Regions from separate parts of the Mus musculus genome. Here regions 1 and 3 are each linked to region 2. Evidence: chromatin contacts called from ENCODE POLR2A ChIA-PET data. All regions are on one chromosome and are shown on one strand. Each heading gives the region's core, a stretch centred on a gene start or an enhancer-like site at or near the end of the contact. The rest is flanking DNA. Distances are from core to core; before and after follow the strand shown. Region 1 overlaps Bahcc1 (BAH domain and coiled-coil containing 1). Region 2 holds the start of Baiap2 (brain-specific angiogenesis inhibitor 1-associated protein 2). Region 3 holds the start of Bahcc1 (BAH domain and coiled-coil containing 1).

Region 1 (4,498 bases), core at 761-3,260, 330 kb before region 2:
TCAGTATCTCTGAGATTTTTTCAGAGGTAGAGATGGCTCTACAAAGTTCTAGCTGTGTGCAGCCCAGAACAAGGGCTGCGGTTAGCTGGGCACATAGTGGCAGAGTGGGTAGTGATGTCTGTAGCTCCTGCCGGCAATCTCCCACATCAAATGCTGTAATTGCCAGGGTAAGCCAGGGTAAGAGTGAGCCCAGAGTCTCTGAAGATGGGTGGTGTGGACAGTCTTTTTTTTTTTTTTCCCAATAAATTTTTGTTTGTTTTTGTTGTTGCTTTTGTTTTTTCGAGACAGGGTTTCTCTGTGTAGCCCTGGCTGTCCTGGAATTCACCCTGTAGACCAGGCTGGCCTCGAACACAGAGATCTGCCTGCCTCTGCCTCCCGAGTGCTGGGATTAAAGGCGTGCGCCACCACGCCTGGCTGGTGTGGACATTCTTAGGAGTCCCCAGAATGCACCATCTTACCTGACTTATTTCAGGCTAATAAGGCTGGAAATAATACTCTGCTGAGAAACAACTGTATTGTTGCATCTTAACCCTGGCAGCTGTGGGACCCTCAGCTTGGGGAGGGGGTTCCTAAGAATAGGCTGTCCAACCGGGGGCCCTGGATCTGGGACAAACCCTTTGTACCCAGGAAGGGTCAGCTCCAGGCTGTTATCAGTAAGCTCTAGGGACATCCACTCTTTGCCAGCCAAGCTGGAGCCACATTAGACCTCTGGCAGACTCTGGGGGCCCGCCCTGCCTCCCCCGGGGTGGGTGGGCACTAGGGCACTAGGCAGGGAAACAAAAGAAAACATTTGCAACTTGTAAAACTGTCCTCAGTCATGTAAATTCCTTGTCAACTTCTTCTAATTAGAAACCAGGGGGAAGGGGAGCAGGAAGGGGTAGCCCGGGAGAGGCCCAATTAGCTTAATTTCCCAAACCAAATAATGTTCTTGGACGAAGCTCCACAACAGTATTGTGAAAGCTGAGAGGCCTGGCCAGCAGCCGCCAAGACACCAGTCAGCCCCACCGCCCAGAGGGAGTCCTGGGCCCTGGTTCACTAGTCTGGTTTCTAGGGCTCAGACGAGCCACCTGCCCACCCTTGACAGATGCTGTCAAAACAGCTGCAGGCATGGGGGATGGCCGGGAGGCTGTGTGGACCTGGCCCACAAGTGTCCAAGCCTGGTTCCTGGGAGGATGTGGCAGAGCCTCTAGGATGACATCAGGCCCCTGGGTGGGGCTGGGGTAGATAGACTTCCTGGCCACACCCCAAGCAGGTCAGCCTGCACCAACCATAACTAGCCCAGTCTGAGCAAGGCCAAGGTTATTCTGAGCTTCAGGGCTCCAAGACATTTCTGTGCCCAAAGGTGCTGAACCATGTCAAAGATCCAGACAGGACAGACACACACTCTCAGGTCCTTAGTTCATCTTCCTGGTCCAGGAGAGCCACCCTAAAGGAATCCTGTACTCTGCCCATATCTCAGTTCCTAATGGCTTCTGGCAAGGAGACTGTCATCTACCCCAACTGGGGCTCTCTAGGGATTTACTGAAACCAGCCTCACCCGCTCTCCACCTGCTGCACACCTGTCACGTGAGGATTACTGCTGTCCAGCACACCAAGAAGGCCCCTAGACCTCCACCTCTAAGCTGGGTTTACCTCCTCAAATTGGTGGTCCCTCCCACACGCAGCCTGGGCTGGAAACTAGTCATTAGGAACACACACAAACACAGACACAGACACAGACACACACACACACACACAGACACACACACACACACACACACACATACACACAGACACACACGTCTGCCCTGGTATATCCTCCCTGACATCACTAACTCTGGCCTTATGGGACTCTGTCTGGGTTCCAGTCTTTTCTTGCCATGGGGTTACTTGAAGCTGAAACACGGTCCCTATTCTAGTCCTGGCCTCTAGCCACACCATAGGAGAACATCCCCAAGTGCGAACAGACCCTCAAAAACAAAACACCTCCACCTAGTGACAGAGCCTGAAATCTCTGCTCTTCCCCCAGCCTCCTCTAGTCAGGTCTCCACACATCCCCAGCTGGGAGCTCAACCACTTGCTCTTGCAATACCTACATGAGGAACTGTCTCAAGGGGTAGGGCTGGGGCAGGGACAGCCTAGAACTAGCTCAGCCCTCCCCCCAGAACACTTCCTGCCCCGAGTCCAAGAGCAGGGACAGGTCAGGGCATTCTCAATGAGCAGTGCACCTGCACCCTGCACCTGCACCTGGCACCTGGCAATGGTGCCAGGACATCCTCCTCTGAGTCCCACATAGTCTCCTGCCTTTACTAGTACCCCTTCAGCTCACACTCAGGATGCCTGCACCCCACACCAAGCCCAGAAGCACTTGCCTTTTTGGGTTCCATAGAAACGATGTTGCCCATAGAGAACATTGCTGTTTCCATGGTGATCCAAGTGGCTCACGGGTAGGAAGGTAGATGCCAGACTCCCCGAAAATCTGGGGTACGCAGGAGCTGGGGAGGCAAAGTACTGGTTGTAGAGACAATTCTTAGCTCCCCGGCCCTTACTGTCCTGACCCCACGGAGGCAAGACGCATCCAGGCAGTCTGGGAGCAACACCCTGCAGAGCCGCTCACAGCCTACCAGTGGGAAATCAACCCATCAATACATCATATTAACTCTGACTCGACTAATACCATCCCTCCGGTGCAGCACAAATTGAATTGCTGACGGGCCAGGGGCTGGAGAGCGGGGGGGGGGGGGGGGGGCCCTTGCCTTTGATTCCCTCCCAGCAGCACTTGGAGTGGCAGAAGCTTCCGGGTCAGGCAACAAAGGGGCTCAGAGAGGAGGCCTGAGAGGAAGGGTGCACCAGACAGGGCCTCCAGCCTGCAACCTCCACAGGCACCCAGAAAGCAGATGGGATGGTAGCGTTGAGCTATGCCACAGCTGGTCTGGGTGACTCACACTTGAGCTAGATGAAGCTAGGATGTGGCCAGTTACCACTCAATGGAAGCCACAGGTCTCTCCCCTCAACTGAGCTCTCTACAGAAGGGGAACATCTACTTGTGTCTACAAAGTCCTAGGCATATTGTGAACAAGGCCTTAGCACCAACTGCAACCTGGCAACTTTAAACAGTAGCCCCTCTCAGGCAGTGGTCTTTCCCCCCAGAGGCAGCCAAAGTTCTGAAGGGCTGTGCCTACAGGCCTCAGGAATGCTAACCACAGCCTAGAGTTGATCTTACCTTGTTGAGCTTGGGCCTATAGTGTCTCTTGTCCCCTGGAACAATATCCCTTTTTCCCCTGCCCCAGGAGATCCTGGCTGGCTAGAAAGATGACAGACCTGGCAGCAAGCCAGCGGAGGTGTGGTGGTAGGTGTGTGTGTGTGTGTGTGTGTGTATACAAAAGCAGCAGCACTGGGAGATGACACAGGGGTTAAGAGCCTGACTAAAGTGGTGCACACCTTTGGTCCCAGCACTCAGAAGGCTGAGACAGGCTGATACCCGAGTTCAAGGTCAGCCTGGTCTGAGTGAGTTCCAAGGTAGCCAGGGCTACCCAGTTTTGGAAAACAAAAAACAAGAACAAAAAAGAAAACACCGGCTGTTCTCTAAGAGGACCTGGGTTCAATTCCAGCACCTACAGAGTGGCTCACAACCAGCCATAACTCCGTTTCCAGGGAACTGAACATCCTCCGATCTTAGTGGGTACCAGGCACACATGTGGTGCAGACACACATGTGGTGCAGGCATACACGCAAGCAAAATACTCACATACATAAAATAAAACCAGTCCGTCTAAAATACTTTTAAACAGGAAAAAAAGCTGCAGCTCTCCCCTTGGGAGGGTCTGAACTGGAGGACCAGACGGCCACTGTCTCTAGAATTATGGCTTCCTGGCTGGTCCCTTCCACCAGGCCTGACAAGAGCATAGGGACCCATCAAGGAGTCTTCTCTGTTGGCTGGTAGTTTCTGACCCTACCCACTGCTGTCACCAGGACAGCTGGCTTTCTCTGCTAAATGGGGTGAAGGATCTTTAAGGAGACTGGGTCACACTGAAGGTACTCTTACGAGGGACCGCACGTCCTCCACGCCAAGGTCTTCCGTCAATTCAGTATGAATCTAAAGGCTAGCGGTGTGTGTGTAGGGGTGGAGCACTCTGAGGTCCTCTGTGAGCATCGGGCAGGGACGGAGGGTGAGCACTCAGAGATGCTCGGCCGGCATATCCGGCATTTCCCCAAATTACAGACAGACTAGAAGAGAAGCAGCTGGACCAGGCAGGAGTTGAGCTCTGCGTGTATGCTGTTCTGCGTGTCCCCATGGAGACCCTAGAAGAGCTTCTCTCTGGGGACACCACTGCTGTCCCCAAGAGTTCCCAACAGTCTCACTTCTCAGGCAGCACGGGACCAGGACAAGGAAATCCTTTAGTCTCCTCAACTACAATAAGCAGAGGGGAGGAGGATGCCATGATCCCCAGGGAGGAACCCATGGCAAGAAGTGCTGCTATTTGATAAAGGGCACTTGAGCTCAGTGTCACAGTGGGGT
Region 2 (4,431 bases), core at 1,052-3,551:
CATGTCCCAGAGAAGACAGCATGGCAGACTGGCTGGACCGGCCTGAAACTGCACACGTGTGACTTTGGCTCTTCTCTGACTGTGCCTCTGTGTGGGCTGGATATCTCCCTAGCCCACATGCCAAAGCTGCCCAACCTGTACTAGCACCACCATACATCATACACATCAGTGACAAAATACAAAACGAGAACAGAGCACAGGAGTCAATGACTAGGCCTCAGTGGATACAAGAGCCACCTGCCTACACTGCAAGAAAGCCCTTCAGACATCTACACCCGACCTGTGTCCAACACCTCAAAAACTCAAAAGATCTCATCACCTCATGTTCACATGGAAGGTTCACCAACCACTGCCCCACCAAACCCACAGTAATTCCATTCTAAGCTCCCAGCCTGCTAGCCCTCAATCAGTGCCATGATCCAGATCTTCTGGATCCAGATTCTCTGCCACTGCAACAGCTCTGACTGGACATCCAGATGAATTACAGCAGCATGTGAGTGAAGCCTGAAGCCGTTACGTGCAGGCTGACTGCCCGGGCATGAGTTTTACTAAGGAGAACCATGGGACTCTCCAAAGCAAAGCTACTCCTCATACCCTGCGTGATTCTCACCATGGAAGTTCCTCTTTAACGATTTCAGTAAAGAAGCAAGAAAACCAGACTGTGACCAGTATTTCTTTTCCCATTCCCCTGCAGTACAAAGCAAACTGTAATGGAACTAATGACTAATAATTTAATAAACCTCCCTCTCCCGACAGCATGTGCTTCCGCAGACCAACAAGAGGGGAACATATACCATGGAGTCTACAGATACTAAACATAAAGAACAAAAGGCTGTTCTCAATCTTGTTTGCCGGCAGCTTGAACATGGTTTTAGAGCTCCTTCAGCCCCTACACCCACCTTCAAGGTTCCTCCAGACCCATGTAACTACAACTCTAAAGCCTTTATTAAATGATGAATTAAAGTATAATCTGCCCCCGGGACTCCAGCTGAAACCTAAGCAGCCACCCTGGAGGCTTCCATCTGCTGTAGGCAACAGAGCAAGCACAGCTATGAGGGTTTCACAGGCCATTGCCTAGAAAGGCACAACCATGGTTGGTTCATACAATCAGAAACTGTTGCTCTCGAGCAGAGCACAATCCCATTTAGCCATGAACCAGCAACTCCATGTGAAAACCTAGTGGCTGGTGGAAAGCCTTTCACTCACCCTTAAGACAGTTTTGAAATAAAGCACAGCTTTGTAAAGAGGACTGCCATGCACAGGGCAGGGCAGGAATTTCTCTCTTGAAAAAAAAAATGTCACTGAGAACTGCAGCGGACCTGATGCCATCAGGGAGCCCCAGGCTGTGCTGTTGAGGGTAAGGGGCCAGGGCTGTGAGAACCCATGGTGAAGAAATAGGAAATGGCCCGTCCATCTGTACCCAAAGCATGGACATAACATGACACCAGGGGGCTTGCACAAGGCTCTGCAGTTCTTCCATGAGAAACTGTCATTTCACAGATTAGTATGTGAATGCGAGACTCTTAACACATATCAGAAGCAAAAGCAGGCGCGTCAGCCTCCTACACAATTAGTCTTCTCCCTCTGCGGTTACATAAGATGATGGATTATCTGTCCACCCATCCAACCTGTCCGAGCTCGACCTCCCACTTTGGGCCACGTCCATTAACACTCGTAAAGGAGTTGTGGAAAGGGAAAGCCTGTTGAAGAGAAAGTGCCCAGAGGCTGGCATAACAGCACCTAGAAGAGCCCCACGGTGCCACCGCGCCAAGCAAGCGCAGGGCGACCGCCCGCAGCAGCCTGCAACCTCCACGCCGCCCCCGCTCCTTGTTCCCCTCACTCTGGGATGCAGCGGACCAGGCCAGATCGCAGAGCAGCCCAGGCCCTGAACATCTCGGTCCCTCCGGACGCCAGGACAGACAGGCGTACTGAGGGAGCGCGCGGGGGCTGAGCGGCGCCGTCGGGGTGGGGGCGTCCACTCGTGCTCGGGGACGGCGCGGGCCGCGGCGGGCGTAAGGACCCTGGGCGGGCGCGGCCACCTGTGACCAACGGAAGATCGGTCCACCACACCCGCAGTCCGGGAGCCGGTGCCCTGCTCGGGCCTGAAGACCTAGGGGCGACTCGGAGCCGCGCTGGAAACTCACCTTGTAGACATTTTCCGTGAGCCGGTGCATCTCCTCCGAGCGTGAAAGCGACATGGTCCTGGGTCCCGGCTACACCACAGACCAGAGCAGGGGCACGGGTGGCGGTGAGGAAAGCGACAACTGCAGCAACAGGAAAAGGCGCGCAGACCAGGACCACAGAGCGCGGCGCCCGGCGGCCGCTGCTTTTATAGCCGCTGAAGGCCCCACCCCACAAAAACCCCGCCTCCGGGCCCCGCCCCCGCCGCGCCCGGATCACCGCCCCCGGCTGTCCGCCCCCGCCCAGCCTAGCCGCTGCTAGGCAACCGCCAGGCCCGCTCCTGCGCCGTCTTTTCTATTGGTAGATTTCGGAGGCGGGGGCGAAGGGCGGAGCTAGAGGAGGGACTCGGAGGCCGGCTCCGAGCGGCAATTGGTCGGCCGCTGGGAGGCGGAGGCGCGGCGCGCTGAGGCCCTGGAGCTGCCTGAGGGGGTCGGAGCGACAGCCGGGCTGGGGGCGGAAAGCGGGGGCGGGGTGGCGCAGGAAGAGCTAGCGCGGGGTGTGGGCGGTGCGGGTGGCACCGGCGCGAGCGCGCGTGGAGGCGGCACTCGGGAGGCAGCGATCCGAGCTGCAGGCCCTCAAGGGTCCCTCAGGAGTGCGCGACAGGGGCCGGTGGCTCCCGCGCTATTGCAGGTGAGTCGGCGAGGCGTGCGTCGACCCTGGACGGTCTTCCGGAAGGGAGGAAACCCGGAGCCGGAGTAGGTGGAGACGGAGGAAGGTGCTGAACTCTAGCGGGAGAACCCTGAGCCCTGGAGGCAGGATCGGGACAGGGTGGGCCCTGGGGCGGGTGCTTGTGGTGGACTGGTGCTGAACGGAGGGTGGCGGCCGACAGTTGGGTCTAGAATTCCGGGAAGAGGACCCAAGAGAGGAGCGAGGGAGACGTGGAGCGAGTTCCATGGGGTGGTTCGGAAGGGAATTGGGGCGGGGGCGGGAGTTGGGTGGATAGCTCCGGGGGAGGAGCCTCTCAGCACAGCTTGGAATTGCCCAGTAGCTGATGGTTTAAGGAAGGGTAAGGCTTGGCTGAGAAAACTGACCAGGTTGGCACACGGGGTTCCAACGCGGTTCCCTTTGAAGAAATATTTACATCAATTAGACGAACAGAGAGGAATTATTTGCTTTACATTGTAAAACACCAGAGCTGAATGTTTCCTTTTAATTAAACATAACACTCCAGCATCCATTTCCTGGACAGCTGGTTACACCACTCCAACAACCCAGAGGACACAAATCCAAGGCGCGGCTGTCAAGCCTCAGCAGGGGACTCAGACGGCCCCTATTCACTTTGCTACATGTGTAAGGAGAAGGAATTCAGCCCACTGTCCTCTGTTTCCTTGTCGTCTATGTACATCTCTGTGTACATCTCTGTGTATCTGTCTTTTCTTGGGTTCTTCTTGTGACAGAAAGCCAGCTTAAACTAACTGGCTGTCAAATAAGGACTTGTCAATTACTGTTCACTGCGACTGGTTGGTTACAGCTGCCCCTTCATCTCACTTTCTAGTCCATTTAGACCAGCATGGTATGGTGCCTACTCAAGCACACACTGATCCCCTCACTGATCAGAAAGCCAACAAGGAGCTGTGCACTGGGGTAGAAGCAACTCCTCCATGCTTGCCCCAGGCCAAGGCCATGGAGGAGAACTAGAGGTGGAGGCTGGCAGCAAACACTTGGGGTCTGTCTGAAAAAGGGCAGAGAAGCTCCCCCAAGAAAAGTTCCCATGGCTTGGACCACTCCCCCTTCCACAACATCCCAAGACTCTTTCCTGGGCCTGCCTACCCATAGTCACCCCATTTCTGTGCTACATGGGTGGCAGACTCAGGTCTGTCCATGTCCCAGGCAGGAGGCTGGCCAGCTGCAGCAGAAACCCACAGTGGGAAGAGGGTGTCAGGACAGTGTCTCAAACCTGCCTGCAGCTCAGAGCTCTGTGACAATGGCCGTCCTGACAGGACTTGCTGGGGTTGGAAGGGGACAGGAGAGAGGAGTTGTGTTCCCTCCAGCTCTTTATTGGGGCTGACCATAGCCCGAGTTCAGACTTCAGCACGGAAGCCTTTCTGACCCTGGAAGCAGCTCCTTTAATAGTAGGGGGCACCAATGGTCAGAGGTCAGGTTGCTGAGTGGGTGGGCACACCATAAGCAGCATGCTCACAGATCAGCAAGACTCTGGCTCCAAGTGGATTAGGGGGCCACTCTTTCCCTGACTCCTTTTCTTCCAAAGCCCGTTACAAACTTCATCATATTCCTCTTCCTGTTACACTG
Region 3 (4,366 bases), core at 691-3,190, 290 kb before region 2:
CGCTTCAAAGGCGCCGAGGGCCGGAGTGGGGTCGGAGGCTGCGCGCGCGGTACAAGGCTTCGCGACGGCCTCCGGGGAGTCGTGTGCGCTGGGCTTTTGTTCTGGGCCCCCCACCCCCAGTAAGACATTTCAAAGTGGGAGCGAAAGTGGGGGCTGCCGGCGATTCTCGGGACGCGGGCTCTGGGCTCAAGCAGTGGCTTTACTCTCCACCCCCTGCGGGCCGATCGCCGGCTCGTTCGTGCCTTTCTCTCAAGCCTGCTAGACTTTCTACGCAAACAAGGGGTGGGTTGTGTCTCCGGTACCCGCCGTTGCGCTTCTGAACGGACTAGAGGGGACTTTTCTTTGTGTTCTGTCCTGCCCGAGAGCTGCCGCGCCGCCCCGGTCTGCTCGCGCCCAGGGCCTGGGAAAGCCGGCTCCATACGGAGCGAGTAAGGGCAGAAACTGAGGCCACAGACCGAGAGCCGCGGCCGGAAGCTGAGATGCAGCAGATCGCCGAGTCCCGAGGCTCCGAGGCCTCCCCAAGCCAAACCCCGGTACAAGACACCGCAATGGACCCCGGGCAGGATTGGACCAGAGGAAACAGTGGCAGCGGGCAGAGAGCCGCGCGCGGCCGGAGAGCCGACGACGAGAGCACAGCTAAAGAACCCGAACCCCAGAAATCCTCCCCCGGGTGGCTGGGCGTGACCCCCAGAATTGTGCACCCTCCTGAGGCTTGGGCAGCACTCGTACCCCCAGCTCCTCAAGGTTTGCTTTGTTTTCAAATTTCGCATCGAAACGCCGGGTCTGAGACGCCTTTGTCCTCCGGTGGAGGCCAAGCTCTGGAGTCCGTGGGCTCCCTCCTGCCGAGTTTCCCGCGCGGGTGGGCGCAATGGGGCCTGCAAGGCCAGGCCGCAGCCAGGAGCGCGCCGGGAGCGAATGGCTCCAGCGTCGCTTCACAACCCGCTCCCTGCGAAACCCGCCCCCCCCCCATCAGCCCAGCTAGGAACGGGGACTGGGTGGTGCAAGACCCCCGCTCTGGGAAATGGACCGGTCCCCGGACCACGCCACGCGGGTCTTGGCCTGAGCCCGCGTGCTGCCCAGAACGCGCAGCATGAAGACGCCCCACTGTTCAGCCCCCCTCCTCCATCCCAACTCCCCCAGAGAGGGAAAAAAAGGGAAATGTTCTGAAAAGAATTAAGTCTGTGGGGAGCGGAACCTGAAAACCTGCCAGTACCCCTCTAATCTCCTGTCCCTTCACTGAGGCCCGGAAAGCCGTGGCCACGGAGAGCCGACCGTTCCCTGCGCCACGGAACGACCGGGCGGAGCCCATTCAAGATTGCTGGGGGAGGGGAGTAAGATGGGGGAGCAAATAATTGGGGTTCGCTCCTGGTTCCTCCAGAACTGGGCTCTCACTGACTGTCCATTCGGGGCTACCCGCGAGGCTCTTGCTGAACGAAGCTTGGCGGTCTCTGTCCTGTCTCGATAATTTATTTTTAATGCAGGGTGTCGATCGAGACAACAAGCGCTCAGAGCAAAGCAAGGACGCATTACGGGGGGAATTTTAAACCGATCGATAAAATTTTTCAGAAGAAAAAATATCGTACTCATATATATAGTCCATCTTTTAAAAAAAAGCCTTTCAACATCATAACGGATTTTAAAAGGGAAGCTCTATTATTTAACATCACAATCCTGAATTTCTTTTGCTTAAAAATGTAAACCCCCAAAAACCAAAATAATATAATAAAATAATAAAAATAGCAAAAAAAATTAAAAATGAAAGCAATTTGAGTTACTTACTGGAGGCTGTTTCCTGGATACAATTGAATGCAATACAATTAAATCAGTAAATGTGACTTTGGTTTGTATTCCTATTGGTATTTTCAATGTGCTGACTGTTGCACTGTGAATGCACGGCTTCCACAACAACGACTCTAGCGAGCCCATCCAGAGCGGCTCTCAAACCTGCAGCCCGGCGCGGCGAGCCACGGGCCCTGCATACTAATAAGCTCGTGCCACTCAGCCCGGAGCAGCCCGAGCGCTGATTGGCTGCTCGGCCCTCCACGGCCCTGAGCTCGTGCCACTCATTCGGCGTAAACAGGCCTCCCAATAGGCTGGCGCCGGGCCAGGGAGCTGCCAATCAGGGAGCAGCAGGGCTACTACCAAGCCTGATGGCGCCTAATTCAAGCCCAGCGACTGCGCAGCTCCTTTGCGCAGATCATTGCTGCTGAATGGGAATGTGGTGGCGCAGGGCGGGAGAGGAGCTAGGGATAGTGAGAACGGGTGTCCGTGTCCAGGGGAGACTTGTGGTTTTGTTTTTCCATAATTTGTCAGGTGTAAGGTTTGGGGCATTTTTATTTGTTTTTATGCACAAAATAAAAAAGAAGAAATAGCCTCACGCTGTAAACCAGATGCTCTGTCCATACCAAGGGTCTGTTTGGCAGGTGGCAGAACCTGCTGCACGTAGGCCCAACTTCCAAGCGCAGATTCTGAGTTACCCTGATGTACCTCCACTCCCAGGCGCCCCCCACCCAAACTAGGAATACACTTCTGCCTGAGGCATGCCCACAGGCTCCATATATGCCCTTCTTCCCCCTGCCCGAGAGGCAGATGTACCTTTCTTCGCCAGCCATCTATCTGTCCGCTCTCAATTATTATCTCCCTCCGCCACACTTTGCAGCGTAGCAACAATCGAAATGAAAATCGAGGCTCTGTTGCCAAGATAAGGATTTACTTTTTCTATCAGCCCCTAGATTTTAAAAATATCTTCACTTGATAATTTTAGGGGTGGTTGTCATGGTGTGAAAACCATGCTTAGCATTTCTCAGGGCCTGTCCCTGCATATTCGCAAATTTCTCTCTACAATGGAAAACAGCCTCTAAACAATTCTCTTTATCATAATCAGAATCAAAGCGCTTTTAAAATATTCTGCAAGCAAATATTTCGGTTAGAATTTGGTTGCCTACCCAAATGTTATTTATTCTCAAGAAGTAGAGGTGATGTCTTAGTGGCGATGAATACATAATTTCTGCTTCTCTTTTTCTCTGTGTGTTGGGGGGGAGTATTTAAGTAGATGCCAATCGACACAGCTATATTCCTTTGGATTTTTCCAGTCTCTTTCCTGCGTGGACACAAAGGAGTTAAATCTGAGATCTGTGGTCTCCTCTCTTTCCCCGCCTCCCTTGCTTCTGCAAAACGGTCACGATTGGTTGGCACTTTGCCAGCGGGCTGTCCATCACTAAGTGTAAACAAGGCGCTGATTGGCTGTTATCCAGTCCGCACCGGGCCTCCTGAAAAAAGCAATTACTGGCTCCGCGGTTTCAAGGCTGCCCAAGGCCGCTTGATGAAAGGAGATAAACCGGGGACGGTTTCCAGGATCCCCGCGGGCCGACCCAGGCAGCTCGGGAGCCGAGGTGCGGCGGAGAGCTTGGGGATCAAAGGCATCTGAAGAGAAAGGGGAAGCGGGCGCACTGCCGGGCCGGCCTGGCCCCCTGCGGGCCACGCTGACCTGGGAGGATGGGGGCGGCGGGCGGGGACTCCGGGATTTCCCCCTCGCAAGCGACTGGGCTTCGGCCGCCGCCCGCTCTAGGTAAGCCGGGGTCTCCGCAGGCCGCCGGACGGGGAACACAAGCCTGACTGCGGGGTGGAGGCGCGAGGCCAGCCCGGGATTGCGCCCTCTCCAGCGCGGTGATTGCTGCGCGCCGGGGCGCACGAGCTGCGGTGAGGCACATCTCCTGCAGATCCAGTACGCGATTGAATCAGGCCATCCTGTGAGGGATGGGCGCGAATTCCGGCTCCCGGTGGCTCGGTGGTGACCCGACGGCGAACGCCGGCCGGGCTTGGCCTGAGGTGAGCTCCGTTGTTCTGGTCCCTCCAGCGGCGGGCAGCCGTTTCCCGCTTCGCACGCACGGAGAGAAGATTCCCGGCTCGGGAGAAACCGCTGCTGGCAACGGGAGGCCCCGGAACGCGAGCGCCCCTGTTCTCGGTTGGTGTAAGCATCTCTTGCAAGCCGCAGATTTTCTGAGTGCTTGGAATTCGAGTTCCTCGCTATTTTCTTTCACTGATTTTGTTTACCGATCCAGGAATCTTTATATCTATCTCCCCGTTTAAAGTATTCTCCCTTACCCCATCCGTCCCTTCAAAAAGAAAAAGAAAAAGGGAAAAGGATTTTAAAAAAAGAGAGAGAGAGAAATAATTGGATGCTACAAGGACACAGCGTGGCAATCCTCCGAGCTGCTGCAACCTCGAGGGGACCCGGGAAGCCAGTGTGGGGGAGGGGCGCGCCTAGACAGCTTGCACCCACTCTTTGATTTTGCGTAACCCGGGTCCTCTAGGCTGGACCGGGAAGATCTCCAAGTGTGGGATCTATCCCTCCAGGGCGGGTGGA

Evidence for each region. ChIA-PET counts read pairs that join two places held with the same protein, here RNA polymerase II (POLR2A).
Region 1: POLR2A ChIA-PET joins it to region 2 with 11 read pairs in embryonic stem cell. The contact joins the enhancer-like site here to the promoter of Baiap2 in region 2. POLR2A ChIA-PET finds 5 or more read pairs at or near these places in 3 of 5 experiments (Patski and embryonic stem cell).
Region 3: POLR2A ChIA-PET joins it to region 2 with 19 read pairs in embryonic stem cell. The contact joins the promoter of Bahcc1 here to the promoter of Baiap2 in region 2. POLR2A ChIA-PET finds 5 or more read pairs at or near these places in 4 of 5 experiments (Patski and embryonic stem cell).

The regions. Positions count from the first base shown.
Region 1 is chr11:120,266,283-120,270,780 of GRCm38, reverse strand. It overlaps Bahcc1 (BAH domain and coiled-coil containing 1), which reads right to left. Exons shown (of 28, transcript NM_001347621.2): 4 at 2,352-2,474. Among named protein-coding and RNA genes, the nearest start is that of Gm11772, 30 kb to the right of the region's middle. Within about 2 kb of position 2,010, at least 2 of the 3 ENCODE cell types and tissues checked have a DNase peak (open chromatin) inside an H3K27ac peak, as active enhancers do.
Region 2 is chr11:119,940,962-119,945,392 of GRCm38, reverse strand. Baiap2 (brain-specific angiogenesis inhibitor 1-associated protein 2) reads right to left here and starts at 2,301. Exons shown (of 14, transcript NM_130862.4): 1 at 2,145-2,301. The coding sequence starts at 2,198. It overlaps Gm11767 (a long non-coding RNA gene), which reads left to right and starts at 2,299. Exons shown (of 5, transcript XR_001780400.2): 1 at 2,299-2,811.
Region 3 is chr11:120,230,521-120,234,886 of GRCm38, reverse strand. It overlaps Bahcc1 (BAH domain and coiled-coil containing 1), which reads right to left and starts at 1,940. Exons shown (of 28, transcript NM_001347621.2): 1 at 1,780-1,940. It overlaps 2900052L18Rik (RIKEN cDNA 2900052L18 gene), which reads left to right and starts at 3,270. Exons shown (of 2, transcript NR_151480.1): 1 at 3,270-3,392; 2 at 3,589-4,366.